Regions from separate parts of the Mus musculus genome. Here all the other regions are linked to region 2. The links are chromatin loops, found by intact Hi-C in ENCODE. Cell type or tissue: left cerebral cortex. All regions are shown on one strand. Links, peaks and the distances in the headings refer to the core of each region. The heading gives the core; the rest is flanking DNA. Region 1 overlaps 5730403I07Rik (RIKEN cDNA 5730403I07 gene). Region 2 holds the start of Mlip (muscular LMNA-interacting protein). Region 3 has its middle 59 kb from the start of 5730403I07Rik.

Region 1 (10,492 bases), core at 837-8,836, 120 kb before region 2:
TTTAGCTCCTTTACATTTCCAATGCTATACCAAAAGTCCCCCTTACCCACCCACCCCCACTCCCCTACCCACCCACTCCCCCCCTTTGGCCCTGGCGTTCCCCTGTACCGGGGCACACAAAGTCTGCGTGTCCAATGGGCCTCTCTTTCCAGTGATGGCCGACTAGGCCATCTTTTGATACATATGCAGCTAGAGTCAAGAGCTCAGGGGTACTGGTTAGTTCATAATGTTGTTCCACCTATAGGGTTGAAGATCCCTTTAGCTCCTTGGGTACTTTCTCTAGCTCCTCCATTGGGAGCCCTGTGATCCATCCATTAGCTGACTGTGAGCATCCACTTCTGTGTTTGCTAGGCCCCGGCATAGTCTCACAAGAGACAGCTACATCTGGGTCCTTTCGATAAAATCTTGCTAGTATATGCAATGGTGTCAGCGTTTGGATGCTGATTATGGGGTGGATCCCTGGATATGGCAGTCTCTACATGGTCCATCCTTTCATCTCAGCTCCAAACTTTGTTTCTGTAACTCCTTCCATGGGTGTTTTGTTCCCACTTCTAAGGAGGGGCATAGTGTCCACACTTCAGTCTTCATTTTTCTTGAGTTTCATGTGTTTAGGAAATTGTATCTTATATCGTGGGTATCCTAGGTTTTGGGCTAGTATCCACTTATCAGTGAGTACATATTGTGTGAGTTCCTTTGTGATTGTGTTACCTCACTCAGGATGATGCTCTCCAGGTCCATCCATTTGGCTAGGAATTTCATAAATTCATTCTTTTTAATAGCTGAGTAGTACTCCATTGTGTAGATGTACCACATTTTCTGTATCCATTCCTCTGTTGAGGGGCATCTGGGTTCTTTCCAGTTTCTGGCTATTATAAATAAGGCTGCTATGAACATAGTGGAGCATGTGTCCTTCTTACCAGTTGGGGCTTCTTCTGGATATATGCCCAGGAGAGGTATTGCTGGATCCTCCGGTAGTACTATGTCCAATTTTCTGAGGAACCGCCAGACTGATTTCCAGAGTGGTTGTACAAGCCTGCAATCCCACCAACAATGGAGGAGTGTTCCTCTTTCTCCACATCCTCGCCAGCATCTGCTGTCACCTGAATTTTTGATCTTAGCCATTCTCACTGGTGTGAGGTGGAATCTCAGGGTTGTTTTGATTTGCATTTCCCTGATGATTAAGGATCAAAACTGACTTCTTGTATGTTTTAAGCAAACTGTTTTGTGGCTTACAGAGAAGCATCATCTCAGCCTGGTACAACTTCACAACCCGTGGTTCATACTGATTTTTCCCTTGTTAAAAACACTGACTGGGATATTGTCTGGGCATCTGAGCATCATTAAATAGGTGATTCGGATTTTAACTTTTTCTTGAAGGTGATTGATTCATGGCTGTGAATACAGGGCTAGAAGTGTCCCTTTGATATGAGCCTCATATCCCAGGTCCTGGAATTTTTAAGTTAATAACACATGTAGGGAAGAGATTTGTTTAATGATGCACAGCTGTAAAGGGCAAGATCAGAATTAGGGCCAACACATCCAGTTCTTCATGAAGCCTGAGCACTGGGCTGGAGCACTGAGTTAGAGCACAGAGCGACCAGTGACTTCCTTGACCTTGGCAATTGTCTGGAACCAGTAATCCGTCCTGAGAATTGACATGCTCAGAGAGAGGGGCAAAAACAAACACTGGTCTCTGGCAGGCTGACAGAATCCACACATGCTCGACAAATGATTATCTTCGGTGTGAGTCCCTTGGCAATGAAGGACAGCTCTAGCCCGTAGCTGGGTGATAAAGATGATCATGCTAGAGAAGGAAAGAAACTCCCAGGGGAAGCTTGGCTCAGGAGGGTGTCTCGTGCTTCTTCGCCATTGCGGTTGCTTTTGCCGTGGGCAGCCACAATAAGAAAGGGGGCATGCGAAGTGTGCTGTTCACATAACAACTAGAGAGCCCATGCTGGCTGGAGCTTAGAGTCCAACTACCTGGCGAGCCAGAAATCACCCTGGTTTCTGGAGTTCAGCCTGGTAAGTTTGCTCCGCTGCCACCCCACCAGCTGCCTTTTATCATAGGGATCCCTACCTAGGGAGGGCTGAAGTTTGAGGCCAAGGACCAGAAGCTAATGGTGGCTTTCCAGATGGAAACCTTGGCTGATAAAACTAGATTTAATAAACATGGGAACAAGCCCACGGCAAGACTCCTGGAGCTCACTTCCTTGTGTTTTTAAACGTGGTGGTTTGGGACTGCTGAGTGACTTTGCCAGGGAATGGTACTGCTTTGGATGGAAGTGGCTGGGTTGTGTGCCCCGTGGAGTCGGTTCCACAGCAATGCAGAAATCGTGGTGTCTGGTCCTTTCTGGCCAGCAGGGGGAGTGTGCCCCACATCCGGATGGTCGGTGTTACTTCCTGTGCCTCCCCCCACTCCAGCGGGAGCCGTCAAGCCCAGAGTGGCCTGCCTGAGGTGACTCGACTTTCCCCTTGGCTTAATCCATCCCTGGCCCAGTCCTGCCCAGATAATCGATCCTACATCTGCTTCAGCATCTGCAATAAGTAACTTGTCTCATTTGTTTGGAGAACATTCAGTGGGGAAAAAAGTAACCGGACCCATAAAGTAAGCCTATAATGTCCCCCGGGGGTATTTCCCCTTTATGAGAGAGACAAGCTTTGTTTTCTCAATGTCTCAGAAGGGAGAAGTTGTCTAGTGTTAATATGAGGGTTACTTACAGTAGACTGACTCTCAACATGCTCACTCAACTACATTTTACAAGGGGGAGAAAAGGCTACTCAACTTTCTAGTAGGATCCAAGCACCCCCGGTATCACGTAGGTATTGTCGGCGTAAAGCCCATGTGTCTCTCCTCACCCACCCCTGCCCCTGCTGAGAAATCCTGCAGGACTCTAGGAGGAGCTTGATGAAGTGAGAGAGGGGAGGAAGGAGACATGGCTTCAGCCTGTTGCCCTGGCAACTTTGGTTCTCCCTCTTCCTGAGTCAGCTCTTGACCTTTTAATTTTCTGAGTAAGTTGGTCGGAGACTGTTTAGGATCTATGGGTTGGATGGGAAGAGGGGAACCGTCTGCAGGAATCAATGTTTATTTACCTGTTTGTGAGGCGGGGTCTCATGTGTCCTAGGCTGGCCTTGAACTCTCTGGATAGCTCTGGATGACCTTGATCTCTGATCCTCCTGCCTCTATCTGCCAACTGCTACAGTTACAGGCAGGCATACACCCCTGAAGACTGGCGGAATAAACCATCTTGCCTTGAAGGTGCTATAGAAACACCAAGAGGAGTTAACAGCCAACCAGTTTGTGGCTTTGGTATTTTGACTTTTGAGCAGTTGAGGATGGACATAAGCTACACAGAACCTACAAAGCGATGGACATGCATGAGCAGGCACGTTACGTGAAGTGTGAAGCATGTGTAGCTTAGCAGAGGGAGCAACTCAGTCCAAGTCAGATTTAGAACTGGCTTTAATATGGTGTTGTGTCAAGATCTCCTGGGTACCACAGGGACTGGATTTGGGGTGTATGTTAGGGCAATGATAGCATCTTGTCCTTATGAGTATTTCTTATTAGAACCACCCAAAAGAAAGAGTTGTATTAAAAAGCTTGTGACATGACTTAGTCTTCAGTATTGCAGGACAATGAAAAGCCACATCTGTGGCTCTCGCTTGGAAATCTTATTATTAAGAGCGAAGACTTAAAAAAAGCGCATGAGAACACCTCCAAGAAATGTTAACTTCATTTGTGGGATTTACCAGTCACAGTGATGTGTGAATACAGTTCTGCCAAGATATGTGGCGTATGTTTTACTCAGTGCCTCATGGCTGCTGCTCTGTGGACTCCTAATGCGGACCCTTTCAAGTTTATCTGCTGTGTGAGAAGGAAGCCACCAACTTCTTACAAAAAGAAAACATCTTCCTCTCGATTACGGTTTAAAGCTTTCTAAAATATTTCCTCACAAAGTCGCCAAGGAAGTGATTTTAGAACTACCCGTTTTTAAACTTTTCCTTTCAGTTCGAATTCCGAATGGACATTCTAGATGTCAGCTGAGAGGTTTTCATTCCAGGCCACCTCACCTGGGCAGCTCACGGTCTCTGATCTGTGGGCCTATGGTAAGCTGGCTGGCTCCCTTGTGATGTTGAGTAGAAAAACCATCAGTCAGCTTGGGTCCAACATGGTTCCTCCGTGTTCCACTCTTTGACTTTTAAAGGTTTCTTTTCTTACTCCATTGCCAGCCTTCATCTCTGCTTATGCTTTTTCCTCCTTTATCCCCACCCCCCGTGTGTGTGCGTGTGTGTGTGTGTGTGTGTGAGAGAGAGAGAGGGGGGTAAGAGAGAGGGGTGTGAGAGAGGGTGTGTGAGAGACAGTGTGTATGTTTGTGAGAGAGAGAAAGAGAGAGAGAGAGAGAGAAAGTATGTGTGAGAGGCTCTGTGTGTGTGTGTGAGAGAGAGAGAGAGAGAGAGAGAGAAAGAGAGAGAGAGAGAGAGAGAGAGAGAGGGAGACAGAGTGTCTGTGTATGTGTGCGTGTGTGTGAGAGAGAGAGGGTGTGGGTGTAAAAGAGGGTGTGGGTGTGAAAGAGAGAGAGAGAGAGTGTGTGTGTGTGAGAGGGGGGAGAGAGTATGAGAGTGTGTGTGAGAGACAGATGTATGTGTGTGTTTGTCTGTGTTATCTCCTAGAATGGGAAAGATTTCAGCTCACGAGAAGTGCTGGTCACACTTTAGAGAGGTCTCGATTGCACTTAATGTACAGTTTTTTACCTGAGAGAAAGGCTGTTGTTCAGCTGTGTCTTCTCCACAGCTCAAAGCAGGGGGCCGAAAGCACCATTTTTCAGCAGTTACTAAATCATAGAAAAGTGTGACATGTGTCTGGGGAGAACAGGGCAATTCCGAGAGGGTTTTATTCTCCCTGTTATTTCTTTAAGCTTTGAGTATCAGTGCTCAGTTTTAAGTTCCCATGGCGGATGCTCTTATTTTATCGGAAAACTTCAGTGAAATCTCTCAGTGCTGTTATCCAGGGTAGCTTGCAGAACCCAGCCAAGTCTTCCCAGTCCCTCCTCTTTGAGGTCTCCCTTCCTCTGTACTTATCAGATCCTTAGAACTGGCTTCATGGAAGTTAAATATTAGTAATAAGAAAGCCAATACCCCCCAGGGCCCAGAGATTAAGTATCATCCTGGGGTTTGATAGTCAGTCTTTGAAAGGTAAGAACAAACCATGAGCCAGTTGAATTCATTGGAAGGAGTCAGACTGGAGGACAGGGAAGACGGGGAGAATGTTGAGGACGGGGAGGACGGGGAGGATGGGGAGGACAGTGTCCCCAGAGGTTCTGAGTCCTGAGCACCTTCGGGCCACAGAAAATTCCTTTTCTTCCCCGTACATCACCGAGACAGCTCATTTCATTAGCAGTGATTTTGCCACCCTTGACAGACTGATTTATCTTCCAGCCTAAGCAAACATTACCTCTCTCCATTCTATCGATGGTTAATCGAGCCAACCAAAAGACTGGATGACTTTTAACAAATGGCTGTTTATTTTCCTTTGTGTTTTGAAAAATATTCCTCAAGTCACACATTCTACTGATGAGGCAGATGTCACTTCTTGAAGACATATGTGTATGATGTATATGCATGTGTCTTTTTGTCTAGAAGTAATTTCACGTTTATGGAAGTTTCTTGAGTAAGAATAGCATAAAGAACAGTATTTCACCAGTCCTCAGGGTCCATGCCCTGGTGACGTCATCTCTACCTGCTAGACTGTTTGTTTCCCGGTCCTATTCTTTCCTTTCTTTCTCTCTCATGCGCACATGCAATGACATGCCCCTTCAGGGAAGGCACCAGTTTGAGTGAACATGTCAGTGATTCTTTAATTTACAGTGTAATGCCCTTCCATCCCGCTAATGTGCAATGTGGCTTACTTTTGCCTCAGCGCAAACTGTAGCCAGGAGGCGCGTTCCACATCCCTAAAACATTTCTGCAGACTTTTCCCACTTTTATGGCATTGAAAGTTTTGTGGCAAGGGTAGAAGACTCCTCTCTCTATGACTTTGTCTGAATTTCTTCACCACTAGAGTCAGGCTGTATCATGATGCCAGGATATAGCCATTTCTGAAATGCGCGCTTCTCAGAGAGCCAGTTCACCCTGTGGGTAATGCATTTTCAGCACGCAAAACGGCTGCACCAATTCTCAAGTTGTAAATGATCATCATTTTCCCCACTGCAAATGGTCTACAGAGAGACACGTTAAGACTGTGTGGCCATCAGCATCTTCACCTCAATGTCCCCTTAGTGTTAGCATTTGTGGAGGATGCTTGCCTGAGCCAGCCGGTATTGTGGTAGTAACTCAATGATAAGTAAGGATCTACTCTGGTGGGTTTTTGCTTTTGTTTATTTGTTTTCCAGCCAGCACCCGGGAATTAACTAGAGCCTAGACCCCTCCTTTCTCCTAGTTTGCGTGTGTGTGTGTTAAGCTAGTCTCCTCTGTGTGTGTGTGTGTGCTAAGCTAGTCTCCTGTATTGATTATGGTTATGGATGCTAAGAAGTCAGAGATCAAGGCACCATCAAAGTTTGTGCATCTTGTTTGGCTCCTTTCTCATGATGAGTGCCTTCTTTGTGTCTTCAAGGCCCCCCCTCCCCCCAGTCCCACCTACAATACCCGAATCACCCAGGCTCCCCACTCACCCCCGGTTATTAGCATAGGGTCCTTCATGGTCTATTGTCAGAATCTAGGGAACAAACACAGTAAAACCACAGTAGCATGCATCATCTGTGTGGATACACAGTCCCCATTTCTGTTCTGTGCTTCAGATGGCCCCCCCAGTTCTCATCCACATTTAGCTCCATTCGTAGATTAGTCTGGATCTGGCTAGCTGTGAGACGTCCAACCTGGTTTTGTGTGCCTGTGCCATATGGCAGTTATCCATGTGAACATATCCTTATATTCTGATGTAACAGCATATTCCAGGTGCTCCTTGTGGTCTGGAACCTTGCCTTAATCCACTTCTTCAAGAATGTCTATTTCCTTTTAGTGGAGAACAGCATCAAAGATAAAGATCACTAGCTGAACTCATTGCTTCAGAGATATCTCTTTCCAGAGTTTTTAGTTAGAAGATCCGGGAATACAGGCATGTAAACATTCACACAAACATGCATATATACTACACACAGCATACACAGATGGGTCTACATGTATATATTGTACCACAACCCGTATTTTAGCGACTGTGTCAGCCTCAGTTCATAGTCAATGCCTTCTGTGCGGATTTGGCTTTATGTGACTATAACCACCTTGGTTTGCCCCAGATTATGGAAGAATGGCCATTCCAGTTGGCAAGTAGCATGTAGAACTTTACAACCATAGCTTTGCACAGACCCCTTCGATATTATTCTAAGACAAACCAGCTATATTCTAGCTTGGGTGAAATCATCTTTATCCTAAACCACAAATATACCCTTTTATCAAAAATTGTAGGTCTCACTGCCAACCAGTAACACACAGCCATCAACTTTGGGTCCATAGCTGTATGGAGATGGCATTCATCCACCGGAACTGGGTCATATCAGAACACCTTCCCCATTCCACATTTGCTGTTTTTTTTTTTTTTTTTTCTTCCAGGAGTGAGAGCCATGGCTTTCCAAAACTTCCACACATCCCCCCAGTCCTATAGCACATCTAAAAATAATGGCCATGCTCATATAGAACCTACAACAAAATAAAAGCACTAGAATGAAGCGAGGGTCTTCATTCTCCTTTTTCTTCCATCTTCCCACCCTGGCCATACTGAGGGGCACAGGAGGTTGTGATGAAAATTATATAATAGCTCAAGTTGTTATTAGATAATAACCCAAATTATCTATTTTTGAGAAACAGTTTTGGCCCTGTGTGATGATTATAATTTTCATTTGACACACACTTGAGCTAATTTGCTGCACTGTCCCCTCTTTGCCCTGCTAGCTTTGTTTTTATAGTGGAGGAAATTTTAGTTGGTTAGAAAAACATTTTCTTTTTCTCTAAACAGATTTATTCATTTACAGTTTCACGGATGTATATACTACATTTTGACCACATCTCCCATTATCCTCTCTTACCACTCCTGCCTGCAGAACCCCTTCCCCTCCCACCCAGCCAGTTCTCTCTATCTTTCATCTTGCCTTTTTCTTTTTTTCTTTTTCTTTTTCTTTTCTTTTTTTTTCTTTTTGTGTGCCTGTCTGCACAGCAAGAGGTGGGTTGTCTCCCCAGCTTACCCCTGGCCACACCACTAAAGGATGTGACCCTCCCTTCCCCACCAACCACAACTACCTGCAGCTGGAGCCTCACAAAGCCCTTCCCCATTCTATGACAGAAACGCCTGGCCCCAGTTTTGGGAGGGTAAGCACCAATGCTGTGTGCTTAGGGGATGTGGCACCGGTGCGGAAACCCGCGCGTCTAGAAGACAGTGTTTCCCGGAATTCCTTCCCTCCTCCACTCTCACATTCGTTCTGCCCCTCTTCCGTGATGTTTGCTGAGCCTTTATAGGAGTACATTGAACATTAACTTGTTTCCGAAAGTAAAAAGGTAAAAGCAGGTGGATCCGGAATGTGTTCTGTCCTCCATATTCCTCTTCTGTGGCATCCTTTCTGGTCAGACAACAAAACATGCTGTTTCTCCTCCCCTCCACCCACCCACCCTCCCTCCCCGAAAACAGAAACATTACATTTTGTTTGTGTATAAGCCAGCTCACAGTGTGGTATTTGTTCTCCAGCGGGAGGGTGTTTCCACTTGTTGGCTAGTATCCTGCCTTGGTCAGAGGACTTGCTCACTCCTTCACAGAACATCACAGTAGCCATCCTGTGCTTGGCTCGGAGTGTGTTCAGGCTCCTTTGACTGTTTCTACAAAGTTTCACTTATGGTGACTAAACTCTTGTCTGTATTTCAAATTGTTGAAGGGATATTATGGGGATAAATTTCCAGGAGCAGGGTTCCTAGGGTTGAGAGGGAACTCCGTTCAATTTGTTAGATATTCTGTGGGGTAGCAGTATCTTGTACCCCAATGATAATGTATGAAAGTCTGGCTTCCCGATGCCCTCTGCTCAGGTTTGTGAATTTTTCCAAATCTTATTGCTGAGTACTGTTTTGTGATTTCAGTCACTGTGCATTATTAGTAGTATTAATGAAGTGAATATCTTTTCATATAAGTAAGTTGCCTGTTTTTATTTTATTGTCTATTGATCGATGGTATTTTTTTTTTACTTCCCTCAACTTTTAAAGTTTTTTTTTCTTTATATAATTGGGATAGTAGCCCTTTATCTATGATACATCAATATTATGTATATTGAACATATTTCCTTCTGGCTCGTATTTTATGATCTGACTTTGCCTATGTCCGTTGAGTCTTCAGTTAAAAGCATTTAGTTCTGTTGCCATTGTTTTCTTAAGGTGCCTCTGGATTTGGCTTTAGTCATAGTTAAAAAGCGTTTCTTAGTCTGTATCACAGGTGAACATGTTCTTCTTCCCTATACTTATGTAGTTATATTTTTAAAACTCAGATTGTGGCTTGCTGTAATATTTACTTTTCTATATGATGTGAGGAATTGATCAAAAATTCCCAAATAAATAATTTATTGACACAGTTTATATAAAATTTATTACTGTGCCAGTTATTTGAATGATGTATAGGATTCTATATCTACATAAGCTGTGGTGTTTTCATATATACCAATATATGCTTCAGATATACATATATGTTTTAATATGGCACACACATGAATGCGTGCACATACACACACATATATGTATATATATATTTCAGATATATGCACACACACACTTAAGTAAATATCCTTTTAGGATTTAAGATGAAGCCACCACCTAAAGCTTTCTGAATTTGGATTATTGTAATTCTGGCATTTTGTATTGTATTTGTGTTTGTGTTGTAACCCTGGCATTTGCGTCCCACATGATAATGACGACAGTAGCTGTCAGTCATCTCTAGCACCACTTCAGAGAGGACAGAAGTGGTGGCTCCTGAGCTCAGTCATTAGAAGTTGTCAGGGGTCCGGGGTGGAGCCTCATTTTACATCAGTTTTAAAGGTAACACAGCAAAGATGGAGCAAAGTTCTTTCTTAAGATGGTCTTAGAGAAAAGAGGCAGCCCCGTTGGAGGCAAATATCCAGGCAGCATGTGTGAGAGTCATGGTTAAATTATCTGCATGATGGCACACATAGCACTGGAGGGCGACTCACAGAGCTAGGGCTCTTCCTAGCGCCGCCGTGGCTGCTGGAGATAAACTCACATTCGCAGCTCCATAGCTGAGATTTCAATTTCATTTGCTTACAGTACTGAGTTCTGTGGTTTTCAGTCCTTTCATTTTACACATTGCTTTGGGCTCGGAGGGACTTCTCTTTGTGACAAAACCCCCTTTAGCGTACAGTGACAGGTGGCTTCTCTGATCCTGTGAGATTAGAAGGACTACACTTGCCAGAGTTTAGCATTAAACGTTTTATGACTCTGCTCCATACAATCCCGATAT
Region 2 (10,492 bases), core at 1,331-9,330:
AGTAGTAATTCATTGTGTATATGTACCACATTTTCTGTATCCATTCCTCTGTTGAGGGGCATCTGGGTTCTTTCCAGCTTCTGGCTATTATAAATAAGGCTGCTATGAACATAGTGGAGCATGTGTCCTTCTTACCGGTTGGGACATCTTCTGGATATATGCCCAGGAGAGGTATTGCTGGATCCTCCGGTAGTACTATGTCCAATTTTCTGAGGAACTGCCAGACTGATTTCCCTTCTCAATAGTCACAAATAATATAAAATACCTTGGCTTGACTCTGACTAAGGAAGTGAAAGATCTGTATGATAAGAACTTCAAGTCTCTGAAGAAAGAAATTAAAGAAGATCTCAGAAGATGGAAAGATCTCCCATGCTCATGGATTGGCAGGATCAATATAGTAAAAATGGCTATCTTGCCAAAAGCAATCTACAGATTCAATGCAAGCCCCATCAAAATTCCAACTCAATTCTTCAACGAATTAGAAAGGACAATCGGCAGATTCATCTGGAATAACAAAAAACCTAGGATAGCAAAAACTCTTCTCAAGGATAAAAGAACCTCTGGTGGAATCACCATGCCTGACCTAAAGCTTTACTACAGAGCAATTGTGATCAAAACTGCATGGTACTGGTATAGTGACAGACAAGTAGACCAATGGAACAGAATTGAAGATCCAGAGATGAACCCACACACCTATGGTCACTTGATCTTTGACAAGGGAGCTAAAACCATCCAGTGGAAAAAAGACAGCATTTTTAACAAATGGTGCTGGCACAACTGGTGGTTATCATGTAGGAGAATGCGAATTGATCCATTTCTATCTCCTTGTACTAAGGTCAAATCTAAGTGGATTAAGGAACTCCACATAAAACCAGAGACACTGAAACTTATAGAGGAGAAAGTAGGGAAAAGCCTCAAAAATATGGGTACAGGGGAAAAAATTCCTGAACAGAACAGCAATGGTTTGTGCTGTAAGATCGAGAATCGATAAATGGGACCTCATAAAATTGCAAAGCTTCTGCAAGGCAAAAGACACCGTCAATAAGACAAAAAGGCCACCAACAGATTGGGAAAGGATCTTTACCTATCCCAAATCGGATAGGGGACTAATATCCAATATATATAAAGAACTCAAGAAGGTGGACTCCAGAAAATTGAATAACCCCATTAAAAATGGGGCTCAGAGCTGAACAAAGAATTCTCACCTGAGGAATACCGAATGGCAGAGAAGCACCTGAAAAAATGTTCAACATCCTTAATCATCAGGGAAATGCAAATCAAAACAACCCTGAGATTCCACCTCACACCAGTCAGAATGGCTAATATCAAAAATTCAGGTGACAGCAGATGCTGGTGAGGATGTGGAGAAAGAGGAACACTCCTCCATTGTTGGTGGGATTGCAAGCTTGTACAACCACTCTGGTACATTCTTAAGAGTTCCCCCATGTTGTGTATTTCCACTCATTCTGCTGGCCCTCAGAGCTTCTCTCTTGTCCCCCCCCCCATACTTGATCATGTTCCCCATTTTTCTCTCACTCTCCTCTTCCACCCAGATCCTTCCCTCTCTCTGCCTCCCATGATTGTTTTCTTCTCCCTCCCAAGTGGAATTGAGGTGTCCTCACTTGGGCCCTTCGACATGTTAATCTTGAGTTCTGTGGATTGTGTCCTAGGTATTCTGTACTTTTTGGCTAATATCCACTTATTAGTAGTACATACCATGCATGTTCTTTTGGATCTGAATTATCTCACTCAGAATGATATTTTCTAGTTCCATTCATTTGCCTGAAAAATTCATGATGTCCTAGTTCTTAATAGCCGAATAGTATTCCATTGAGCTAGACAGAATTTGCAACAGAGGAATCTCGAATGGCCAAGAAACACTTAAAGAAATGTTCCAAGTCCTAGTGATCAGGGAAATTCAAATAAAAATGATCCTGGGATTCCACCTTACACCAATCAGAATGGCTAAGATCAAAAACTGGTGATAGTACATGTTGGCAAAGATGTGGAGAAAGAATGCTCCTCCACTGCTGGTTGGATTGCAAACTGTTACAACCACTCTGGAAATCAATCTGGAGGTTCCTCAGAAAACTGGAAATAGATCTACCTGAAGACCCAGCTATACCACTCTAGGGAATATACCCAAAAGATATCCCAGCATACCACAGAGGCATGTGTTCCACTATATTCATAACGGCCTTATCTGTGATAACCAGAAGTTGGAAACAACCCAGATGTACCACAATGGAAGAATAGATACAGAATTTGTCTTAAATCAGGGACCATCATCATTTGCTGGCCAAGTGCGAATGGTTTCTTCAGAAACTATTCTAAACTCATGTACTCTCTGGAGCTATAAACGTAACTAACCAGATGGTTGACAAATGTTGCTGCAATGCATGGCTTTTAAGTTTTTATTTTAAGTAAAAATTATGACTTCTCTCACTGAAGTAGTTGTAACAGCAATGATTATTTTTAATGAAACAATAATTGAAAATTATGAGAGAAAAAATGCTAAAAGATAGACAAAAATTGCAAGTTGACAGGTTAACTGTTCTGATGGTGCAAAGTGCTTCAAGGAAAGCTTTGGATATAGCTAAAGACAGAGGCTAAAATGTTTCCTTTTCCAAATTTGGGCTTAATTGCCCTCTTTGCTTTATGTTTGAAGAAGAGAATGGGCACAAGACAAGATCCTAGTAGGGAAAGCAGAGTGACATAGAAGACAAGAACACTGGAGTTGTCAAGCTCTTTTAGAATAAACGGAGCCATTGACAAAATTCTATACATCACTGGCCCGGGATCCATATACTAGATAGACTTCAGAGAAGAGTGCATCTAAGACTGGACGGCAGGCACTCTTTGAGGTTAGAAGTACGCATATTCATCTCTGAATCCTTATTGAATGACGCATAAAGTTAAAATACCTTGATTCAAAGTCTTTGATGATAATCTAGATTTGACCGACTTTTCTGGTCTTAGGAGTCTTTTTATACTCTCTTGTATTATTTATAAAGTTAAAAACCCACAGTGCCATGAGAAGTAACATACAAGGGATAGTATCTGACACATAAGCATGGGCTGCCCGAGCTGAATCTAACTGTAGGATTCTATGGAGCAATGCTTTCCTTATTCACATTCACAGGGTAGACATTCAGAACAGCTCAGAGGTCCAAGATCTTCTGACTTGTGTCCTCTGCTTCCTGTCTATTCATGCTACTCACTTCTCTTACTGCTCTAACAAGGGCTTCCCTAAATCTTCTCTGACTGTCAGATAAATTCTTCTAGATCCAACAGGATACCATTTCCCATTCTGAGTGTAGCCAAATTCTTGCAATTAATTCACAGCAAATGTCTGTGCTCTTGTGGCTTTATGAACGGTCAGGAAAATACCACCGCATGGTTTAGTTTTTGTCAGCTTGACACAAACTAGAGTTGCCAGGCAAAAAAACAAATCTCAATCAGAGAAATGTTCCCATTTTATTGTCTTGTAGATAGGTCTTTATGGCATTCTCTTGATGGTGTATGGATATGAGAGGGCCCAGCCCACTGTGAGGGGTGACACCCCTGGGCAAGTCCTGGGAGGTATAAGAAAGTGAGCCTGGAAGCTAGTTGATAAGCAGTGTTCCTCCTTGCTGCCTGCCCTAGTTTCCCTCAGTGGCAGACTGGGATCAGGATGTGTAAGTCAAATAAGCCTTTTTTATCTTCAAGTTGCTTTTGGTCATGATGCTTATCAGTGCAACAGAGAGGAGAAGTAGGAGAACAACACACCAGCAACAGGATACAACCCAGAAGCTTGTTGAAAGTGCAGGTGTGGAGAATCCACTGCTGAACTTCTCAAGCAGAAACTACAGTTCTAAAGGTGCTGCCAATGGCGGATCATGCAGTGACATTTAAGAACTATAGGATGGGTGATGGGCGATCTTTAAAACTCTCTTCTCTTTGTATCTCTGTTATTTATATGACAGATTTATGTATATTCTCAGAAAGAATGAAAGGTTCTTGGCATCAGATATACATAACCATGAGTGTAGATGTCAGAAGATATCTCTTACTGATGTAACAGCACATACATTTAGAAATTTGGCCCTTTCCTGGGGCAAGATGTACTAGTGTTATTTGCAATAGTTTCCCTGCTTCTTAATAGAATCACTGTGAGTCATTATTGCGCTCATGATTGTCCTAAGTTCAAGCTCTTGACAATGTTGAAAATATTAAATGCTGTAACTGTACGTGAAATAAAACCTTCACTTTTGCATAGCATTCAGTATATAGCCAGCTCCCTCCACATTACATCTTCCAGTGCTTATGCACAAATATAGATTGCATAGGTTTGTAGAAAAAAATCAATGCTTAGAGAATAGGAATACTGAATAAATCAATCTCGTGAGAAATATTTGTGACTTGTTTATAGGTAGGCAGGGCAGTCACTATCTTCCAGCAACAGTGGAAGGGAATTTTGTTTTGACAGCTATTTGGTAACAAGATCTCTTTTAGAGCTACTTTTGTTTAACAGCAGAACTTGAGTCACTCGGATGCTCCAATATCATTGACTGCCGTTCACACGCCAAGGACTTGTCACTGAAATGACTGGCTTTCCAAAATGATCACTGTGTTTTCCAGTTCTTTATTTAGACGCTGTGTTTGCATGTGTTTGTGCATCTGAATGTTCTCTGCGAGCGTGGTCAACCAATCACTGAAACTGGCAGATGCCAGGGCCCTTCAATCAGCTTCTCATTGCTGTCCAATCTGGCTTCTCCCTTCCTTTCAGGGAATACATAATTGGACTGCAAGCCTGAAAGGAAAAGAGGGCAAACACATAGAGGTAGCAATTTTTCACTTCCACTGATCCCATTTTAGCAGTCAGTGTGACCTCTCGTGAAGTTCCAAAAGTAAAAATTGTCAAAACAAACCCTTTGGAGCTGAAAAATACTCAACTCGGAGAAGCATCTGTTCTGTGTTCTTTTAGATTCCTCCTCCCCCGCAACCGTGTGTGTGTGTGTGTGTGTGTGTGTGTGTGTGTGTGTGTGTGCGCGCGTGTGTGCGTGTGCATATGGGTGCATGCGTATGTGCTTGCGTGTGTGTGTGTGTGTGTGTGTGTGTGTGTGTGTGTGTGTGTGTGTGTGTAGGCGATTGCGTGCGTGTGCCTGTGTTGTTTTAGTAACAGGCTCTCTTTCCACCTCAGTCATTGGTTTGCTTTCAGAGCAGGGGCTTCTGAGTGCCTGCAGGAACAATTACTTCCAAATGACCTCCTGCATCTTAGCGGGGAGCCTTGAGACCACACCCAAGGTAAAGAGAAGTCTTTGCTTAATGCTTTCAGTAACTTTTAAAGACACCCAGTTCTGGTATATGCCGGAGGGTGTGAGGGCGAGCTACCCGGGAGCTGATAAATTTGTCTGTGTTGTTGAAATGAGATGGTATCTATAGTCAGAGAAACGGGCAACTGATAAAGACAAAACTGCTTGTTGGGCAAAGAAAAAGCCAAGGATTGCGCTTGGCATAGAGTTAATGTTTGAATGCTTGTGATGTCTTTTCTTAGTAAGAGGCTATTGGTCCTCTGTGCTGCGGGTGCCAACACGGTGGTGTGTTTGGGGGGCACTTTTAGGGAAATAGAAGAAAGAATAGCACACAGCCTGAAGCTGAGCAAAGGAGCTTACAGCCTGCGAGGCACTGGGGAAAACACCTCTCATGTTATAGCCTGTGCCACCGGTGAGAAGGGGTCAGTCTGACAAAAGGGGTATCTCAAGCCACTATTTTAATCCACTTAGTTCTTATTTCTGTTATTAAAATAGTTTCCCGAAGATCAGATGTTTAAATGGCATTGGCAGCTGAAAGTGTTAATTGCCAATTAAGAAGCGAATGCCATTAACTTGCATCCGCTTCCGCTTTGTGGGAAAATGATTTTTTTTTTTTGTCTCCATAGCGATTCATTTTGGGGCTCTGTTAGATCTGCCACACAGTGTGCAGTAAATGGTAAATGGCTTTCTTCTTCTTCTTCTTCTTCTTCTTCTTCTTCTTCTTCTTCTTCTTCTTCTTCTTCTTCTTCTTCTTCTTCTTCTTCTTCTTCTTCTTTTTTTTTTTCTGAGCAAGGGATTCATCAGTCTACAGGCTAACATAGATCTTCAGAATATTCCACAGTGTGGCTAGTGTAGCTTCAAATCCCATTCCATCAAAAGGTCCTTTCAAGTGAACCTTAGGTTTCTGGTAAGACACAATACAGGTGCTAGATAAACACAGTGAAAGACCTGGGTGCTAATTTTGTAGTACTTTCTTGAAAGTTAATATCAAAGGGTTGCCCTTTTCCTGATGTTCTGGAATATGCATATAAGGACAGGAATCAATCCCTGAGTTTATTTCTACTCAGTAGTAACTCAGTGAGGTAAGCCTTTAATCTTTAGATTACATATAACATATATCACATATCACACACATATATCTATATGTAATAAGTAAATATTATATATAATGTATTTGTTCAACTAAAATAAGGAAGTAGAATTGCTTCCCTACATTGATGACGATATTTCACTTAGGGAGGGCATTGAAGTTCCTGTGGGCAGAGTGTAGCCATAAAGTTGAAGGCCACTATCTTGCTCCTGTTCAATGGCCTTCTTTCTCATCGTGTGTTCATGTTTAGAAATCTCTCCATCATACTGTGAGAAGGGCACATCTTGTTCATCTATGTACTGGCTTCCTTTTGTTCTTGTTTTGTGTACTAAAATTATAACTACCAACTTTTTAAAAGACTATAGGTGGAAGTATCCCTTGCAGAATTTTGTACTTTAGAGATTTAAGACAAGACAAGCTGGACAATTGTGCAAGGCACTTGGGGAAGTAAGTTTAGATCACTGTATATGCTTTAGAAGATATGGCTACTGGCCGTTTATTAAGGGTCAATGGGTTTTGTACCTGTGGGCTATACTGAAGCCTTTCCTATAAATCTATTTAATTTCCTTTGGATAGACTTCAGGAGACCAAATCATTTCATAGGAAAATGAGGGCAAGAATAAGCACCTGGAAGTGAGGTCAACATATCATCCTTTCTTTCTTGATAACTATTAAATGACTATTTTGTCCAAAGGAGAAGAAAGGATAAATATTTTAATTATTATAGATAGTTATTTATTGTTGTAGCCAAATACTTGCCTAAGGCAATTTAAGAGAGAAAGGGTTTATTCTGGCTTGTGGTTTGAGTGTGCAGTTTAACATGCTCAGTAAGGCAAGGCAGCTGGAGTGTGAGGCAGCCTGCTAAACTGTACTGTCAGTCAGGAAGCAGAAAGAAGATGGATGCTGTCACCAATGAGGCTTCTCCTATCTTGTCTTTTGCTTGGAACCCCAGTTCACTGAATTCTGCTGCCTACATCCAGGTGGGTCCTCTGCCCTCATCAGTTAAGCCTTTCTGGAGGTACTCCCATAGCCACACCAGCAGTGTCTCCTAAGAGATTTCAAAATCAGATCAAGCTGACAAGGAATCTCAACTACTGAGTACTCAGTGGTACCCCTCTTTACACCGCTCTCCATCTCGGCAGGACATTGACAAGCTTAACTATGTAAGAAAACATCCCTAGGAAAACCTAGGAAGTCAGTAGCATTCATTATGTGTTGTTGATTAGCCTTAATGGCCTTTCTTTCTCGGTCCTGTAAGGGGTCTAACCTTTCTTCCCACTAAGGAAAAAATGGGAAGCACTGCTTTTAGATGATGAGCTACTACTCGTCAACTCTGACACGGCTATCGTAAAGAGATCATGACAAATAATTTTAATTTCTATGTTATATTTTGTTTATATTATTTCCATTCCCCAACTCTTTCAAGATATTTCTCATTTCTAGCCACACAACTTTGTAAACTTTCTCTCAAAAAAAGAAAAGAAAAGAAAAGAAAAGAAAAGAAAAGAAAAGAAAAGCAAGGCAGGACGGAAGGAAAGAAGGGAAAAAGGGAGGGCAGAAAGGAAGAAATAAGAAAAATCTATTTACTGGTGAGAATCAGGTATTGAAGCTATCCGCCCTCATTGTGTTAGGATCAATGTGATTTTAGCATAGTAGTGTTTCTTTTATGAAATTGGGTGCCCTTGCATTTGGTGCATAATAGTTTGCAATTATCCTAATCTGTTGTTTGATTTTTCTCCTTCAATATGTATTCATTGTCCTTTACTATCTCTTCTGATTATTGTTATTTGATGTTCATTTTGTCAGAAATTAAAATAACTACATCTGATTTTTTTTTCTTGGATCCATCTGCTTGGAATAACCTCTTCCATTCTTTTACCTGAGGGGATGTCTATCCTTAATGGTGAGATGTGTTTCTCAGAGAAAGTAAAAAGAAGGATTCTGTTTTCTATTAAAATCTGATATTTCATGCTCTTTTATTGAGGAATTGAGACTGTTGATTCTGAGAGTTATTTCTGAGCATTGCTTATTAATTCCTATCATTTTATTGTGGATTTAAAAAAATTTATTTGGTTAACTGTTCTTGGATTATTTGTTCCTTGAGTATAGTTAACATTCTCTTCAGACTGAAGTTTCCTTATAGTGTCTTTTGTAGAATTAAATTGCCAAAAAGAAATTTTTAAAGTTTATTTTTATCATGAAATATTTTTTCTTTCTCCTTTGATTATGACCAATAGTTTTGTCGGATATATCCAGCAAAAATTATACATATGTATGTATAATTTTTATATATATGACATATGTGGCTTTTCAGAGCTTGTAGGGCACCTTCCAGGTCATTTTGGCTTTCAGAGTCTCCATCAATATATCAGTTGTTATTCTAACATGTCTGCCTTTATATATGACTTGATATTTTTTCCTTCAGCTTTTAATATTATTTTTTGCTCTTTACAATTAATATTTTAATTATTATGTATCACAGGGATTTTCTTTTCTGGTGGCGTCTATGTCTATTTGATGTTTTGTATGCCTCTTGCTCCTTAGTAGATATCTGTTTAGATTTGGGAGTTTTTCTTCTATGATATTTAAATATATTTTCTGTGCCTTTGACCTCAGTTTCTTCTTTATCTATTCCCTTTGCTTGTAGGTTTGATCTTTTCATAAAGATATTTTTTTACCTGAAATTCTCTTTTATATTTCATCTAATTTTTTGTTAAGACTTTTCTCTGAACTTACTCTTTTGATTTCTTGAATTTTCCCTACCAAGTTTTATTTCAGTTTTGCTGTTCTTTAGTGATTCTATTTCTTTGTTAGATTCTATTTTTATATCTTAATTGCTTTTATTATTTCATTCAAGTGTTTGCTTATATTTCCAAGCCTTCGTATCCTCTTTAAAGTCCTTTAACATATTCACAATTGCTATTTTGAAATTCTTGTCTTATCCTTCAGTTAAATTCACCTTTTAAGGGTATATTAAAATAGGGGTGTGGAATTCTGGAAGAGGTATATTGTCTTGGTTGTTTATATTTATGTTTTTGCACAGAGTTAAAAATTCTATGGTATTTCCTGGTATTGATATCTGGTCACATCTTTGTGGTGTGAGTATTTCAATCATTGTTGGTTCCCTAATCTTATTGTGGATCAACTGAGTGATTCTTCCTTTTCAGTTCTGAAGCCACTCTGAGTTTCAGGGTCTCAGGACACCGTGGTTGTCAGGTTGGCTGAAAGCAGAGAGAGTTAGGTGGGGAAAATGACTCTTGGGAATCTCTCCCTGAAGTTCTGGCTGGAACTCTGGGCTCTGACTCCAATTATTCCCAGATTGCCATTGGAAGAACAAATGGCAAATGACAAAGAAGAGCCTGTTAAAGGGTGAAAGCTGAATCAGAAGGGTGTGACATATACTTTAAATGCCCTGAAGAATGAACATTGTATTCACATATGTTCACCAGTTACTAGAACATTATATCCCATGACAAATATTACTGAGTAGTTTAGATCTTTCAAGAACAAGGGTGAAGTCTAACACAGGGCTATCAAATTTTCTTCAGTTGATTCATGCTCACAAAGAATATCTCTAATCAATAACCTAATGTCCATGTTGCCAGTTCCAGAGACTCTCTGGACCTCACTTTCTGACTTTTTCATGTTTGTGCTACTGTGCTGACTCTTGGTCCTGACATTTCTGCTGTCTCTCCACACTGCATGTACAAAGATAGCCCTGTCATCTTTTACCTCATATACACTTGCCCTTCACATGTTTAGTGACTTCTTCTTAGATCATCTTCTCAAAGTCAAAGCCCAGACTCCATAGTCATTCAGAATTTCTATACTATTATTTTTTTGTGGGACTACCTCTTACTTTTCTAGAGTAAAATATGATCAAAACAGAGGACATGCAGTTACTATGGAAGACTCAGATGCTTAGGTAGATTTCTTTTCAACCCCTATGAATTAAAAACGGTGTCAAAATTAATGCATGGCCTGAATCAGATGGGGCCTTGCTTTCTATTCAAAACGATGACATCCATGTCACAAAATGGTTTCACAGAAGGCAAGGTTGGCCTGGTTTTCCTCTGGGCTGGCTAGATTGCTGTTCTCTCCAATTTAC
Region 3 (10,492 bases), core at 1,224-9,223, 89 kb before region 2:
GTACTATTTCTTACATTTTTTTTTAAAAGAGGAGAATAATTTTCTAAAGGGGAGAACATCTGTACCTTGCTTAACTAAAGTTGTATTTCTCTGGATTTTAATGAACAATATTGTAATGTGTATCATGACAGAAGGCAACATACACAGTTTCACTTACCACTTTAAGTTATTATGTGCATGAATAAGTAAGACAATCTCCTGCAGCATTTAGAAAGACATACTTTATTCTACTAGAAACAGACAAAACTGAAGTGGTAGTCCTAACTATGTGCCATCCTATGATGAAGGAATTAAATTTCTACCTTTTTTGGTGTGTGTGTGTGTGTGTGTGTGTGTGTGTGTGTGTATGTGTGCGATGTAGGTGTTTCAATGTTCACGTGTATGTGGATGCATATGCATTTGTGTTTGTGTGAATGTGGAGGGCCCAAATTGATGTTGGATATGGTTCTCAGTAGTTTAGTCTACTTAAGGGACTGAGGCAGAGTCTATAGCTGAGCCTGGAGCTTGCTGATTCCAGTTGGTCTGACTGGCCAAGTTCACTCCAGGGATCCCCACTGCTGCCTCCTTAAGGACTGCGATTGGAGGCAGGGGACCCACTTGTCTGGCTTTGATGTGGGGAGACCGGAGCTCCAGTTGTCCTAGCAGGATGACAAATGTTTTATCCATAGAACCATATTTGCAGTCCCATCTACTTTTAAATATTGACTTTTCTCTTCGCCCTGAAGTCGTTGCTGTTTGGTGGCTAACAGTAAAGATTCCTGGGTGCTAGCTACTTTCCCTCTCATCTAATTAATAATATGAAACATCCGTAAAAGAAGATTCTCCAAAGCTTTCTACAGCTGCCAGTGCTGAGTGAAGTCATGCGTAACCAGGTGGCTATCATAGCCAACTTCCAAACACTGTAGTGACAAGTCAGTTTCCGTGGATTTACAAGTCTATCCTCAGCCCTTGAGAAATCTGCTATGACGCATGCTGACCTCTTAGTCATGGAAGCTGTAAAGGCAGACTACACTAACGCTAAGGTCTGGGGAATGTGGCAGGGGTTGGGAGGGGAGGGCTGTTTATGACGTATTTCAGTGTGGTCATTTCCACAGCCACAGATGTTAGTGCTGAATGGACTTTTGTTTTTCTGGTCCTTCTGCATCCCGAACTGTGTTCCCAGGAACTCTGATTTTTTTTTTTTGAATGACTTCCTCCAAAGGAAGTGTCTATACTCAGGAAGATTCAGAAAACACTATGGAATGTACTTTTTGAGCCTTATATTGTATTTAACATGTATCTGTGGGATACACTGGAGCTTGAGTTAGTGTGTCTTAAGCTAATGGATGAGTGTGATAGGTCTTAACACGTTACCAGGGCCGGTTGAGGGTTCGAGGAACTGTGCACTCTAGAATGTAATTACAGATTATCATGTAAGCTAGTCTTTTGATTTTATATATAACTTTATAACATGCATCTAATAGAATAAAAACCTCAAGCTTGGTGTCACAAAAGTCTATAACATAAGGTAAATTTGGGAGTAGTTTAAAAACAGCTATCAATTTCTATTTAATATGTCTTAAAAACTAAGCAAAACCAATGCAAAATATCCTAGCTGTTTTTTCAGAGCAAGTCTTATTTACAAGTACAGTGTATTAGCAAAAAAGGTTACTCACATTTATAGTAATTGAAATCTTGAAATGAAAAGAACTATTCATATATTAATGTAGTAGAAATAGTCATGTTCCTTAGGGCATTCTAACATAATGTGGTTTGAGGTGATAAAACTAACTAAATTTCATATATAAAGCTATTAGCTCCTATTGTGTTATTGTGATGTGTCTCAAGGGACAATCTTATTGTCTCAAGTATTGACGGTTCAGTGATATTATACAGTAATTATATAACAATAACTCATTTTATACTCAAACTTGTTAGATGCAAAGCAAGACCGTAGTTAATTTTGGAATGTCATAAATGCTGTTTGGGAAGAGGAGATCTCTGGGGAGGTGAGTAGGCACCTGATGATTAGAATTCTAACAGAATATATGACATAAGAAGATGAAAAATTTTACTTTTCATGTTTAATGACTGACTCACCTTGAATTTAAAAATGGCATATATAAGTTTACAAATTACCTTACAATTTTTTTAATTCAGAGAGAAAATAATTTTGATTAGTTTTGAATACAGTGAAAATAAACAAAATTAAAGGTATTAATCATTGTGAATAAAATGTAAAATATGAAAGATTATGCCTTCAAAATCATGATAACCCAGAGAAATACAGCTCTTTAAGTAAAAGTTATAACTCCATCAATAGGAGGAAAATTACTCACTTTCTGAGAACAACCTTGTTAGCAAGCAGAACAATGCAGGAGTAATGCTTTTGGTTTAATTCCTGATGTGATTATCTGATGACATTGTATTTTGTTGGGCATAATACAGATAGAAACAGTCTTAGGAAAAATGATTCTAATGATTCATTGTGTTTCTCAATGGCTATTTGGAATAAGGCAGAGCAAATCTAGCAAAGGCTCTGACTTTAAGAAGAGCAGTGAGCTTTAGGTGTTTCAAGCGGATTATGAATGATAAGCATAAATTTTAATAGCTTGGAAATACTCTAAGCATACACAACACAGACACCCCAGTCTCTCATATAGATCTGTGGCAGCCAAGTCCATAATTACTCACCAGAATGTCTTAACAATGGGACAATTATAGAGTACTTCATGCAGTAATGTATTTTCTCCTAACATCCCCCTACTCATTTTTCTTTTTAACTGTGTCTCGTTAGAGTTAATTGTCAGCAAGTACTCATTACGGAAGAGAGCTGATAAAAAGGTTTTGTTGCTACTATTTCTGGTGTGTTACTTGTTAATCGCGACATGAATGTTGTTTCTGATTCATACAGGATTCTGTACAGGAAAACTTTATAATTAAAAAAAAAGTGGTAAATCTCTGAATGTCAGGCGGCATTACTATTTGTCTTTTTAACAAGTTCATCTTGGTGGTAGTCAACATATAGGAAAGATAAAACCACCCTTTTCTTTGGTGTGAGTTTCATTGTTTTGGAAACTTTATTCCATTCACTTTTTTACTTCTCAGAATGAGCAAATGATTCCTGCTCTGCCGTGTGCTGTGATTTCACTGATGAAGTTGCCTTGTGTGACCATTCTGTCTGATTACTTAGTGAGTGTGAGCTAACTTATACCTAGACTTCAATTCTCTTATGCTGTTGCTGTATGTGTGTTGGTGGTGATGTGCACATATGTGTGTGTGTGTGTGTGTGTGATGGGCAATGTTGGGTATTCTAGTGTAGTTTAACAATGGGGTTGCTCTTTGTGCACTCAACCCTCCTACTTGGCACATTCCAGGATGGCTCAATTATCATTATATCATTTATTTATTGGACTCTTTTCTCCAGAGAGTGCCAACACTCTGTAATAAGTCGATATCCAAAATGCTCGTTGGAAATAATTATTTTTAAAAACCAGGCAGGCAGATGCTGCAGGCAGTTCCTCAGTAATTGCCCCTCGGCTAGAGTCCACAAAGAGGAACTTCAGGGCGGGTTGCTCTGGGTTTCTGGACTCAGGGCCACTTCCGAATCTTAAGGAACATTGCTAACGTATTCATTGTTAGTAATTTAATTTTATTTCTCAGGGAACCAAAAACTCTCTGAGAACCCACTAAAGAGCCTGTAGGATTGTTCCTTCTGCATCAGGTATTGGAGAGTTCTCTGATTAAGATAAGGCTATCTAGAGAAAGGCGGCTTTCCATATCTCTATGAGCAGGAAGGGAATTCTGGCTTTATTTCTGGCGAAGAGGTAAAGCTGCACACATTGTGATATTAAACAAGAGTTGCTTTTCCCACATGTTTCTCTTATGTAAGAACAATCCCACCCTGACATATTTCTAGTCCCTTCTCTCTTAGAGCCACTAACAAATAAATAATAAAAAATCTTGATGAATCCATGACCACTAAGTACAGAGGATGTAAGATCCTGTGAAGGGTGTGAGAACTGAAGTCCTACTGTGTGCCTGTAAGGACAGTGAGCCTGGGGAAAAGATGAACTGGGTGTTTTAGTCCAATCCTCAGCTGTCTGTAAAAATCCACTTTTAGTGCCTGCATGTAACTCTGGGTGCAGATGAGGACGGCCTGTGCTGCTAACATGGTGGGTAGCTCCTGGGAGCCTTCTCAAGGAGCCCAGTGCGAGAAAAAAAGTTGTGTTTATGTGACCTTTGGCAAATCACTTAACCTGTGGTTCCTTATCTACAAAGTGAGAGGTTAGATTGGTTTTTCAAGGAATGTTGTACTGTGTAGCATTTTATAAGTGTATGAAAAATGTCCCCTTGCTACGGATTTAGCAAATCCTTTGCAAACAGAAGCAGTCTTGAGGCAGTTTATTTTTTATATGTAAATGTGTTTGTAGAAGTTATTGCTATTAATAAAAGACTTTTTAAAATATAAAATTCACAGTTCAGTACTCATGTATTCAATTGCATATTTTTGCAGTTTTTTTTCTCTTTTTCTTACTGAGAAACAATAGAGTCAGGAATTTGATCATGGGAGAATATTGTGGAATAAGTGACGAGAAGAAAATGTAAAGGTCTCACTATTTGTGTAGAAAGATCAAAATAAAATAGTGTTTTTGCAGAATATTACAATATTGTTTTTTTTTAATCAGCAATGAAAACTTAGAACACAGAAGAAACTTGTTTTAAACGTCATTTCCAAAATGGCTTCTTCAGCTGTGACTCCTTCTGTTTTGTAGTTTTAACCACCCCCTGCAAAGCGCCTGACACAGATAAGCTCGATTGCTCCTTGCTTTAATTTTAGCCCCTCCGCATCACAGCAGGTTGAGGAAAAAAAAAAAAAAAAAAAAAAAAAAAAAAGAAACACGTAGAAGCACGAGAGAGGCAAAATCCTAGCCGGTGTTCATGTTTCTTTTTCTCGTTAACAAAAGCAAGGGCTGGAGAAGATTAGAACCCAGGGGGAGTTAAGAAGTGAAACTGATAAGAATCCAGATTTCTGCTTTCTGGTTCAAATCCAGTTCTTGAAGCCATCCAGCCTTTTGAGAACCACTGCTAATTAAAGCAGTGTCTGCTGATAACGTAAGTCCGGGATACGCTGTTTGAATGGCTCTTTTGATGTAGCTGTGTGTGATGGCAAATACAGAAGCGAGGCAGATGGATTGCAGGCTGTAGCTCAGCTTTCAAAGTGACATTTAGAGCGCACTGTACAAGGCAAGGGGGGGTATTTTCAAGTCGTCTTCGTGGGAATTACAATCATGTATAAGTTCAGCCCTAAGCACGATTCCCCCAAGGGATGGGGATGAGAATAGACTATCTTCGCGACAGAATTGCAGTGCTACATGACCTTCATGAAAGCAAGGAGATGATTTTTCAGATAATTTTTGGAGGATGGCTGTGATATAATTGCTGGCTCTTTGCAAGTGCTTTTTGCCTAAATATTTCCCAAGGGTCCTTTCGTGAGTTTTCTGAGTTAATGGGCATTTCCTTGCATGGGTGGTCTCTGGGCAACAGCCTGCCACCGCTCCACCTGGTTCTATTAAATAGGCCCCGTGCCTTTGTAAATATCAGGATACAGTGGTCCAGGGGTCGCCTCATGATTTTAAGTACAGACTTGATAACCTTCATCTTAGAAGATCAGAGAGCCAGTAGGATTGCTTTTCCAAGCCTGTTGTAATTTCTCTCGGGATATCATGTCATAGCGTGAGGCTGAAGGCAGAAAATGTCAGCATGAATTAACAAGCTTATTGCAGAGAGTGGGGTTCTCCTAAGCCTGTGGGGAATGAAATAAAATCTTTGCCAATCCTGACTGCGTTTGCAGTTGAGCTCAGCTTCTCAGCTGGGAATTCCTGCAGACTTTGTCAGGCTGTCTGCTCTGCTCTCCTGTAGGTACATCCATTCCATTCCATTCCATCCATCCACCCATCCATCCATCCATCCATCCATCCATCCATCCATCCAGATGCATGCAATCATTCCTCAGTCTAAATGCATTCATTCATCCACAGGAATGGGCAGTCTGAGTTGTTCACTTCCTCACAACTGCTACTACTAAGTCTGAGGTGCGAAATGAGGTGACCCCCCAAGACTTCCACAGAACCCTCTTGTAAGCTCAGCGTCATAATGAAGGCTCTGTGGGATCTCTCTCCCTGACTGGGGCACCCTCGGGAATTACAAGGTGTCCATTAAGGGTCTCTTCCTTCAACTCAGCTTCACCCCACTGCTCCATTTTCTTTTTCCCTAGAAAATTACAGCATGCTTTTTCATACTGATTCTCTTCTCCTACCAGGTTTCTCTTGGTTGAGAGTTTAACTTTGAAACTTCTTTTGAGTGGCCAAGAGATACATGCTTCATCAGACATCTTGAACCAAGAAGATCCTTAATCTCTCTCTCTCTCTCTCTCTCTCTCTCTCTCCCTGCATGCATGCATGCATGTGTGTGTGTGCGTGCGTGTATAGATGAATACACATGAGTGCTGGTGCCTGCAGAGGCCAGAAGAGGGTATCAGTTCTTCTGGAACTAGAGAGACAGGCAGTTTGGTCCTGGTATAGTCCCTGGGAACCAAATTCTGGTCCTCTGCAAGAGCAGCACATGCTGTTATCCGTGAAGCCATCCGCCTACTTGCTCTGATTTATTTTTTAAAGGGTTCTCTCAATGTTTTATTCATGTTGCATATTCTTTGCAATCAATAGCTGATAAGTGCTAGATAGCATTTTAAAATTCCAATTTTAGGTTTTTGTTTGTTTCTTGAAAGAGAATGTTGATATGTAGTTCAGGCTGGCCTTGAACACCTTGTGTATCCCTGGCTGGCTTTGACTACAACATCCACTTGATTGCCCCTGTGCCTGGGTTGTTGTAGGATATTCACATTGTCTATTAGAAAATGCTATGATCAGAATCTGCCCTCTTAGTTCATATGCTGAAATAAACCAATGTGCTTCTCCTGAGGACTGGGGTTTTTAAGGTGAGAGGGTAATTAAGCTGTGTGATTGGAGTCCTAATGAGTGAAGTTATGATCTTGTTAAAGACGTTAGGGAATCGAGACAGGATGGAGCAACTGTCCTTTTTTTCTTTTTGCCATTTATTCATTTCTCTATTCGAGGACACATGGGAGTCTCCATCTCTACTAAAAGAATAAACCAAGCCTTCTCCAGACACAACATGTTCAGTGCCTTGGTCTTGAACTCTAAAGCACAGGACAATGAGAAGGCAACTCCTGTTCTTTGATATAGAGGTAGGTTCTTAGTCATGCAGCACACATGGACGAAGGCATTCACAGGACTAGGTGAAACCATTGTGTAAGCTATGTCATGTGGCATGCCAAAATACATAGATCTTGAAAAGTCAAATCCTATTTCCATGTCTTGCATTGACTCCTCTATTTCATCCATCTCTCGTCTTTGAGTTGCTCTGCTGTAGTTATTACCATCCTAATGGCTTAATATGTTCTTTGCCTTTTTTAGGGGCCTTATTATGGGATCTGTACTTTTCAGTGGTGACGTGTTATTTTTTTAAATGATGCTTTTATTTCTGAGTTGAGATCTGTATGTGGGGAGCTACTGACAGTTACTAGCTTCTAGGAGAACAACAGCCACTTTTCTTTAAGGGCGTGGCCTCTGGTGGATAGACCACCCTCCAGTGAAGGCCACATATCCAAGAGTATCTGAGCAGTATAAGCTATAGTTGATGTGTTAAGGGGGAAACAAAAGAGGACAGAAGTTGGATGGCAGGGAAGGGATAGATATGACCAAAACGCATTCCACAGAACTCCCAAAAAACTAATAAAAATGAGAAAAAATGTAGATGATGTAACTGAAATGCTCCCATTTTAGAGGTTTGAAAGCTGACTTGTGTGGCTGTGATATGCACATGGTGGTGCCCATCTCATGGCTCTTAGACTTTCAATGTGGGGCTTTAGAGGAAGGGATAAGAAGGAGGAGAGACAGAAAGCATCCTGGTACACATGTGAGTGCACAGAATGTTCATCTCAGACACACAGTAAGTGACACTACTTGATTCAACATCTTATTAAAATCCATTTTCTACAATGTTGAAGATCAAAGCCACACAAGTTACCCTCCCCTGCCAGCCCTCAAAGGGGTTCAAGCCCAGATTCTATTTATTCACAGTATCATCATCCTTACCTCTTTCTCTCGCACTTTTTCCCTTTACATAATATTTTCCCAGGAAATGAACATTTCTCATAGTCTTTTAAAAGAGTTTTCCCTTTGAAATATATAGTCTTTAAGAGTAATATTCCTTAAGAGTAATAGGTCCAGAGACCCAACTATTCAACAATATGCTTTTGGGCAGGTAGCTTTACCCTTGGAATTTCTTAAAAGCAAAGAAATATATGTGTGCTTGACTGAAACAATGCTCATGCAATATTGTTCATAAAAAGAATAAACAGTTGAACATTGCTAATTTATGATGGCAATACCTAAGGGAGTTTGGTGTACCAGACTCTGTTTTTTATTATTTTGCTAGAAAATACAGCTTTTATCCAAAGTAGAAGCATCATAGATCATCCATGTCACAGACATTATGTATCTGTCCATGAATGTATTTGTTCAGGATATCCTCATTTGCCAAACTATACAAATTATTTTTTCCTTTTTCTTTTTTCTTCTGTCATACATCACAAGTGCAATTTCCCTTCTCTACATTCCTTCCAGTTCCCCCCACAAATCCTCTCTCTCCCCAGACCCACTGTTCCTCTTCAGAAAAAAACAGGCTTCAACTGAATATAGTATAACAAGATGCAGTATGACAAGGCACAAACCCTCATATCAAGGCTGGATGGGGCAACCCAGTAGGAAGAAAAGGGTCCCAAGAGTGGGCAAGAGTCAAGGACAGACTCCACTCCCACTGTTAGGAGTCCCACAAATACCCCAAGCTAAACAAACACAACACATATGCAGGGGACATAGTGCGACCCATGCAGGCTCCGTGATTGCTCCTTCAGTCTCTGTGAGGCCCTGCAAGCCCTGCTTAGTTGATTCTTTGTGCCTTGTTCTCCCAGTGTCATTGATCCTTCTGTCTGCTACAGTCCTAACTCTACAGACTTAAGTGTCCACATAAGGATAATTCTGTGGGATAAATTTTTATTTTTCAATCATACTGAAATTTCAAATAGCTGAAAATGACTTTTTGGTAATGAGCTCATATTTTGATGGCTGAGCTGATTGATGAAAGTGTATTAAAAAGGATCGCAAGACTGCCTGAGACATGGTGCTGAATTCATCTGGCAGCAGGCATAGAGAGGCCTTGAGTGCATTTATGCTTCTGCCTGTGTAAGTCCAGCCACCTGGAGAATGGGAAGCTCCTTTAAGGTTAGGGACCTCATGTTCTTGGTGCTTCATTATCTGGGTCAATGTGGAGTGGTACTCTTAAAACTTTGAGCTATATAGACATGGTACGTATATACCTAAGTGTGTGTGTGTGCGTATGTGTGTGTGTGTGTGTGTGTGTGTGTGTGTGTTTGTGCACACGCGCATGCGTGTATGTGAATGTGTGTCTCTCTCTCTGTGTGTACTGCACTATATATAATTTAATACATTTCAGAGACCCCGAACTAAACCTAAATAGCATACTATTAAGCCTCAGTTACATATGAAAAGCTGGTTATTTGACACATTTCCAGGACTAGTTTCAAAGGATGTTGAATCTCAGGAAGAGACATACCCCAAGGGAAGAGACAGATGGGATATTAAGATTTTTGTTCATGAAAAGCAGAAATCCACAAGTATAAGGGCTGGCTTCTCTTTCTGATTGATCTCCAACTCAGCCTCTCCAATCCTGGCTATGAGTACAAATTGAGTTGTCTTTCATAGAATCTTCATAGGATGTGAAGAGCCAGAAAACAAGCATGTTTGATGCTGTGGTGTGGGAGAGTCCTGGACACCCTGTGTAGATTGATGGCAGCAACTGTGACGTTGGCAGCACTGCAGGCTATTGGCATTGGCAGTAGTATCATCAGAGAGTTATGTGAAAGTGATCCAGAGTATGACACGAGGGACACAGCAGTTTCTCTGTGTTTGCCAATACCCCCATCAAAGAGGAATGATAGAGTACAGAGATTACGAAACTTTCTCTTAGTGTGTAAATTATATATAGAGATATTTTTATATATAGTATTTAATTTTTTAGTTTGTTTTTGACATGTACACATATAATACTCATCCCTCCTCCCTCTCTTATATGCCTCCCCATCTCTCTCTAACATTCTCCTTCCTCTCTCCTAGTCTCCATCCCATCTTCATGTCTTTTTAACAATTATTATTGCTTTCTTTTTTTATTTTGTTATTTTTTGCTTTGTGGTCCACTGTTTTTAGCCAGTGCTACTCCTGTGAGCATGAATGTGGAGCTCTCTGTTGGACCATGAGTAACTCAACAGTGGATGCATCATTCAAGACAATGACTTCCTCTTGATTCCCCTTGATTGCTCCTCTCTGTGTGGGAAGACCCATGAGCCCCACTC

What was found. Hi-C counts contacts between places; a loop is a spot of excess contacts. Peaks named below come from ENCODE experiments on the same cell type or tissue, not always from the same donor. Only the 100,000 strongest peaks of a DNase experiment are listed, where the experiment ranks them.
Region 1: a loop joins it to region 2, with 6 times the contacts of the local background. A loop is called at or near these places in 3 of 42 quality-filtered maps.
Region 3: a loop joins it to region 2, with 8 times the contacts of the local background. A loop is called at or near these places in 6 of 42 quality-filtered maps.

The regions. Positions count from the first base shown.
Region 1 is chr9:77,369,177-77,379,668 of GRCm38, reverse strand. All of the region lies in intron 3 of 5730403I07Rik (RIKEN cDNA 5730403I07 gene), which reads left to right. Among named protein-coding and RNA genes, the nearest start is that of 5730403I07Rik, 25 kb to the left of the region's middle. In left cerebral cortex, for the core only: a CTCF peak has its summit at 2,347 (motif pointing right); DNase peaks (open chromatin) are centred at 2,358 and 6,860.
Region 2 is chr9:77,246,541-77,257,032 of GRCm38, reverse strand. It overlaps Mlip (muscular LMNA-interacting protein), which reads left to right and starts at 5,181. Exons shown (of 11, transcript NM_001368955.1): 1 at 5,181-5,286. The coding sequence starts at 5,242. In left cerebral cortex, for the core only: no CTCF peak of the experiment used is centred there; DNase peaks (open chromatin) are centred at 4,701, 4,945, 5,154, 6,203 and 2 more places; H3K4me3 peaks cover 2,842 bases; H3K27ac peaks cover 4,989 bases.
Region 3 is chr9:77,335,018-77,345,509 of GRCm38, reverse strand. It overlaps a transcript of Mlip not described here. Among named protein-coding and RNA genes, the nearest start is that of 5730403I07Rik, 59 kb to the left of the region's middle. In left cerebral cortex, for the core only: no CTCF peak of the experiment used is centred there; DNase peaks (open chromatin) are centred at 4,148, 5,131, 5,755 and 6,068; H3K4me3 peaks cover 1,326 bases; H3K27ac peaks cover 1,382 bases.